Linked DNA regions of Homo sapiens: region 2 is linked to region 1. Evidence: chromatin contacts called from ENCODE Hi-C or POLR2A ChIA-PET data. All regions are on one chromosome and are shown on one strand. Each heading gives the region's core, a stretch centred on a gene start or an enhancer-like site at or near the end of the contact. The rest is flanking DNA. Distances are from core to core; before and after follow the strand shown. Region 1 has its middle 5.8 kb from the start of DRC11. Region 2 has its middle 120 kb from the start of ACKR3.

What was found. Hi-C counts contacts between places; a loop is a spot of excess contacts on that map. ChIA-PET counts read pairs that join two places held with the same protein, here RNA polymerase II (POLR2A). Pooled maps may share reads with other maps.
Region 2: a map of Right ventricle myocardium inferior shows a loop between it and region 1 (12-fold over the local background). The contact joins two enhancer-like sites. A Hi-C loop is called at or near these places in 4 of 168 maps with a recorded cell type or tissue (Right ventricle myocardium inferior, heart left ventricle, heart right ventricle and 1 more) and 5 of 50 pooled maps. POLR2A ChIA-PET finds 5 or more read pairs at or near these places in 2 of 52 experiments (A673 and MCF 10A).

The regions. Positions count from the first base shown.
Region 1 is chr2:236,511,596-236,514,886 of GRCh38, reverse strand. No RefSeq gene overlaps it. Among named protein-coding and RNA genes, the nearest start is that of DRC11, 5.8 kb to the right of the region's middle. RefSeq lists an enhancer at 1,534-1,603. Within about 2 kb of position 1,751, at least 2 of the 41 ENCODE cell types and tissues checked have a DNase peak (open chromatin) inside an H3K27ac peak, as active enhancers do.
Region 2 is chr2:236,686,187-236,689,341 of GRCh38, reverse strand. No RefSeq gene overlaps it. Among named protein-coding and RNA genes, the nearest start is that of ACKR3, 120 kb to the right of the region's middle. Within about 2 kb of position 1,646, at least 4 of the 41 ENCODE cell types and tissues checked have a DNase peak (open chromatin) inside an H3K27ac peak, as active enhancers do.

The DNA.
Region 1 (3,291 bases), core at 502-3,001:
CAGTGCCTCCCCCCAAGCTGCCAGGAGCCTTAGGCGAGGTCCTCAGTCTGTTGTGCTTAGTTTTTACAGCCTGGTCTTTTGGTAGAGTGTATTTCTGTCTTGTCATGCTTCTCTCTCTCAAATATACAATGTGCCATTTTAGCTTTGTAAGTGTGTAATTCAGTGACATTAATTACATCCGCAATGTTGTTGTACAACCATCACCACTATATTTCAAAATTTTTCATCACCCCAAAAACTCTGTACACATTAAGAAATAACTCCCCACTCCCTCCTTCCACCAGCCCGTTAACCTCTAATCCACTTTCTGTCTTTACAAATTTGCCTGTTCTAGACATTTCATATGATGTGGAATCATACAAAGTGTGTTCCTTTGTGTCTGGCTTATTTCACTCAGCGTAATATTTTCAGGGTTCATCCATGCTATAGCATGTGTCAGAACTTCATTCTTCTCTACAGCTGTATGTTGTTCTATTTACATATACACCACATTTTGTTTATCCACTCATCTCTACTTCTTGTCTTTGAATTGTCCCCTGCCTCATGACCCTGTGAGCAATTATCTTGCTCACATAAACCTCCATAGTTTGAGGGTCGCCGTACAATTCAGTCCAAAGTTCTCGGCCTGCTATCAAGTCCATATAACATCTGGCCTGAGTCGATTCCCAGGTCAAAGGCAAATACTGGCTCTCGAACGAACATATCCCTGTACTTTTCCTGCTGCTCTACCTTTGCCGTGTTGTTTCCTTCACCTGGCATGGTCTCCCATTTCCTCAGGTCAAAGCCCCACTCACCTTTTACGTAGCTAGCTCTAATCCCACCAGCATAACACCTTCCACTTTCCCAAGGGCAAAGTAGCCCCTCTCTCTTCTAAACTCCCAAAAGACTTTGTGCTGTGACATTTAATCACCCCCTACCTTTATCTCTTCTACTCCACTCCCTGAAGGCTGAATTCCTATCAAAGGTTTCTTTTTCTATTGCACCACATTGAGTATTGTGATTGGCATAGTATGGGTGTCCATAATATTTGCCCAACTGAATTCATACATATTGAGAACACGGAGAAAAAAACATTTTCCCAGATACCTGGCAGTCTGATTATGAGGCTGTATAAAGACATGTACATTTGACATAAAATAAGGCATCAACTGTTTAGGACAAAAACATAGTAATTGTGGAAGAAATAGTGACCAATTTAGAGGAAATTATTTGAAAAGTGAATCAAAATAATGATTTGGACCTCAGATGCCTAGCAAGGTACACAGAATGGTTACTAAACAAGTAAGCTCAGAGTTTTCATGTAAGAAGAGAAAATAAGCTTATTAATATCACTCAGGCCTGGCAGGATGGGACCCTGGAATGGAACTGAGTAGGATAGAGAGACCAGGGTGGATGGAGCAGAGCTCTGGTCCTCCCTGGAAGCCCAGGACCTGCTCTGGCCCTTCAAGGAAGTAGCTTCTCCTTGGTGGATGTTAATGGTCAGTTCCATGGCCAGTGCTCTCCCGCAAGCTGCCAGGAGCCTTCCTGGGCAAGGTCTCAGTCCACTGTGCTTGGTATTTACAGCCTCATCTTTTGGTACAGTGTATTCCTGTCTTGTCATGCTTTAGTCTTACCGTTACTGGGGGAAATGGGAGGGGGTGTTAGCGAAGGAGGTGAGGAAGGAGCCTGGGTCCTTGGGTGAGAAGGTGGCAGCAGGAAGCATTGCATCCTCCCCACTTTGACTGGTTAGTGGCTGGCCTGCCACCGTGTGGCAGGAAAAGGCCCTGCTTCCTGTTGCAGCTTGAGTTGTCTTAGACCGAGGTGTAGACAGATGAGCTGCTTTGGGACCCTTTAACCCCGGTTCAGGCCTGGTAAAGAAACAAGTTCCCTGGTTTGGCTGAATTGTCATGGCATAATGAAAAAAACTACAGGAGAGAATTGTGCGGTTCTGAGTGACTGATGACTCATTAAAATAAAATAGGTCAGGTTCTGGCCCAGTGAACTTCATGTGATCACAGGAAATATTCCAGACCATTAAAATGATTTGTGAGTTTTTAGAAAAGGAAGCAGAGATAACAAGTATTATCATCTTGGATTTTCCAAAAACAAGACATGCCAGATCAGCCTAATTGTAAATTTCTGTAGTTACTAACATAATACATAAGGCAATGCTATAGCTAGGATATAGCTGCATATTACTGTGCGCTTGAAAATCCTTATCTCATGGATTTGTTGAGGGCAAGGAGGAATACAAGCCAGATGATAGCACAGCTGGCAGGTTTATAACTTGTGGATTGGTGCTAACTTGAACTCATTTCTGGTGCCATGCTGTGGGGCGCCCTGGCTTTGTCATTGAGAACATGTTTATCAATAGCATGGATCATTTGAGGGATGACGTGGAACTGGATGGGATGATGTATGCACTGAATAACAGAGGAGACATTCAGCAGGAGACACTGTAGGCAGTTTTGGGGGGTTAGCTGACTATGGGCATCATGAGTCATCGGTGTGGCGTGACCGCCCTACAATGGATCTAAGGTGTGGAGACTCAAGGAAGGGCCCCTTTTGCTACTTGATGAAATGCCTACCACCTCCCACTAGAAGCTTTTGTTTCATTGGTTTATGTCTGAAGGATGCTAAGTTGTGTTAACAGCATCACAGAGGGAAGGACAACTTAAAATCTTGTAATGTAGAAGAAGCTGAGGGTTCTTACTCTGTAACCAAGAGGACTTTGATTAGGGGCGGGGGGTGCAGGTGGACAGGTGGACATGGGCTTAAATTTTTCAAAGACTGCTCCCATAAAAGAGGGATTGGAAGCCGGGCACAGTGGCTCACGCCCGTAATCCCAGCACTTCAGGAGGCCAAGGCAGGTGGATCACCTGAGGTCGGGAGTTTGAGACCAGCCTGACAAACATGGAGAAACCCCATCTCTACTAAATATACCAAAAAAAAAAAAATAGCCTGATGTGGTGGCACATGCCTGCAATCCTAGCTACTCGGGAGGCTGAGGTAGGAGAATCGCTTGAACCCCAGGAGGCGGAGGTTGCCATGAGTCAAGATCGCACAAGATCTTGGCAACAAGAGCGAGACTCCGTCTCAAACAAAAAAAAAAAAAAGAGGGATTGGATTGTTCTGTTTTTCCCTGGAGCTTCAATGTAAAACCAAAGAGCAATAGTGAGAGTTTTCCGAAACCAGAATGGGCTTCCCAGAGGGGTCAGGCGCCCCTCTCACTGCAAGTGTGTTGGCAGAGAAGGGATGCTTAGGAGGTGGCAGGGTCCTGGGGGCTGGACGAATCTGAAGGAAGCAGATCTG
Region 2 (3,155 bases), core at 397-2,896, 170 kb before region 1:
GGCATGGGACCTGAGTGGACCGCCTCTTGCCAGTTGCGCTTGCCCCCCAGCAGCGTCTGGGCTGCTTGATTTCCCCTGTGTGCATTTCTGTCAGGAGAACACAGGTCATATTTTGGAGTATGCAATCATTTGGATTCACGCCAATTCAAAATGCTCCACCTCAAATCCCCGTTCTGGGGCCCTCTCCACTTGAGAACAAGACATTCTTTTATCCTGGACTCACGACCAGGAGTCCCCCAGCGGAGCATCCTCATCACAGCAATTCCGTGGGCAGGGACAGGGTCCTTTCTGCAGGCACAGCGTCCACCACTGCCCTGTCTCCTGAGTCCCTGCGGGGCCCAGTGAAGAAGGAGTGTGTGCGATGTCTGCAGAGCCACGACAGACCCCGCCTGCGGCGGCAGGAGAAACCCTTTATTGGTAAAAGCAATACAACCCTTATCAAGTTTCGGCTGCTTCCTCCCATGGGAGGGAGGGCAGGGAGAAGCACCAGCTCCTGAGAAATTGGGTGCCTCCTCCACATCCTTCCCACCCCTCCCCACCCCCAACCACCATTTCAGGGCCCTCCCAGCACACACATCGCCCTGGAAACCAGAATAATTCCCCTAACAGCACACTATTCCCACGGCATTCAGGAACTCTCGGTGGAGATGTGTCGGGGACAATTGTGATTGTTTTTACAGATGAGGAAACTAGAAGAGAAAGAGCAAGTGTGTTTGCTGCAGTAAAGAGTCTCCATAATAAGCTGAGTTGCCACCGTGCCTCCTTTTAAACGAGCCTGGAAAAGTAAGAAATCAAATTCTCAGGACAGAGAAGTCAGGGGCTTATGGATCATTTCACCAAAGGAGTCAGCAGTGGCTCCATCTCAGTGGAGCTCTACCCTGATGCTCCTGAAAGGACCAAGCTCAGCCTCCAAGGGAGGGTGGGAGGGGACACACTCCCAGCCCCTGGCCCTCCCATCCTGCAGAACAGGCCAGATAGGGAAGCGGGAGGACGCAGCACACAGCTCCCGAAATTCAGGTCCCACACAAGCCAGCAGGCCGAGGCCAGGGACAGAGGCAGGGCCCGGGAGTCCCAGATCAACACACAACAGCCCTGATTCCAGAAGACTGGCAATGAGAGAGAAACAAAATGCCACCAGATACGTTTGCATTTATTCTAAGTGCAATTTGCAGACTTAGCTTTACCACCATAAAACCCCAAAAACAGGGTGGCATATTCTGGGCAAGCTCTGTAATTTTTTCTCCTGCAACCTCCCTGGTGACCCACAGGAAGCCATCCTTGCCCAGCAGGGTGTGGCCTGTCTCCTCTGTACCCACCCCCGTCCCCAGGGAGGCCCCCTCCCTGCTATCGTCACCAGTTACACTGAGACCCCCAGACCATTGACTCTGTGAATCCTATTCCAGAATCTTCCATCTGAGTTCTCCCTGCTTTCTGCCTTCATCCCAGACACCCACACCTGAAATCTGTCTTTGCCACACACTTCTGGGCAGAGCCTGCAGTGAGCTGGCACCGCACTGGCCTGCCCTGGCTCTGACCCAGCCCCCGCACTGTCCCGCCCTCTGCCCTGACTTCCAGCTCTGCCTGCCACCCTGTGACTGCCAGTTCCTGGTGAGAACGCCCCAGCCGCCTGGGACCCCATCCAAGCACTGACAAGCCCCACATACCCAGAAAAGGCTGATGGGATGGCTGACTTTCCCCTTCTCCACTTCCTGTCTGGAAATGGCTTCCCATTTAAGCCTGGAGGGAATGGAGGAGCTTCCATGCAGGCTGAGGAAGGCAGGTGGGCTGGGGGCTGCTGTGGGGCTGGGGTCTCAGGACGGTCATCAGATAGGCCCCAGGCTCACATCTCAGGACTCCTGTCCACCCAGGATGCACAAGTCCCACCTCCTCTTAATCCCCACTGGCATTTGGGACCGGGTCCTGCTTTCGCAAGCAGCTTGGCTTTGCCATCAGTTATTTAAAAGTGGACATTCCAGGTCAAACTTAAAGAGCCAAAAATGCTGTCCTCACATGCACACACAGATACACACATGCACACACATGGACACATGCTCACACATACACACACACACACACATACACAGATGAGGTGTGACAGTGGAGTGCTACATCCACCGAGTCAGGTGTGTTTCAGCCCCTTCCCAATCACCACTATCCTGTCATTCTGGGGGCACAGTGATAAGAAGCGTGTTGTGGTGAGAAGGACAGAGGCAAAGCGGGGTAGATGTGCCCTGGCCACACCTCCAGGGACAGAGGGTGCTGTGTCTTTATCAACAGATCACGACCAGCTCTGCTGGGAGCCAGTTTCTGTGCAGGCTGGGGTCCACTTATGAGCAGGAGGGGTCTGCCCTGTCCTCGTGGCCCCTCCAGGCTCACTGGAGAGGCAGTGACCAAACCCACTACCTGCTATGAAAAAAAGATGGGAGCCAAGTGGTGGAAAACCCAGGGGCATGGAAGCCCCATCTGGAGGGACTGCTCAGCCTCCACTAAGGAATGAAGCGGAGAAGAGGGCTCCTGCTCATTGGAGGGAGAGCTGAGGCAGACAGACCACCAGTCTCGTGAGCACAGATCCCAGGGCAGGAAACAGCTGGATGTGGTCAATAATAAAGAGAAAGTCAGCAGGTTCAAAACAGAAAGAGTGAGAAGAGGGGCCTGTGGGATGTTCAGATAAGGGGGCAGGGGCCCAAAGTTACAGGATTTAGCAAGGAGTTGGGATTTTATTCTTAATGCAATGCTGATATTTTGGAGGGCTTTGGGGAGTGGGGGTAGATAATGGGTTTTGTTGCAAAACGTCACCTGGCTGTCATGAGGGGACAGGATATAGTAGAACGGGGATCCCGGGCACATGGAGAAAGATGGAAAGGCATAAGGTCCATCTGGGCGTGGATGCAGTGTGTGAGGAACAGAGGGGACCATGGTTTGTTCTAAGGCCTCTGGCTGGAGCCACTGAGTGGATGGTAGGCTGAGGAAGACTGCAGGGCAACGTGGGCAGGGAGGCCAAAGCAAATGCCCCACTGCCCTGGGACTCGCCCAGAACATAGGAAGAGGAGGATAACACCAAGGCCATTTGCACACAGGAAATTCCAGCACCAGGGGCTCAGTCCGTGATAACTCAGCATGAGCAAGGGAGGCGGGGGTGCGGTTGGTAGGAGGCT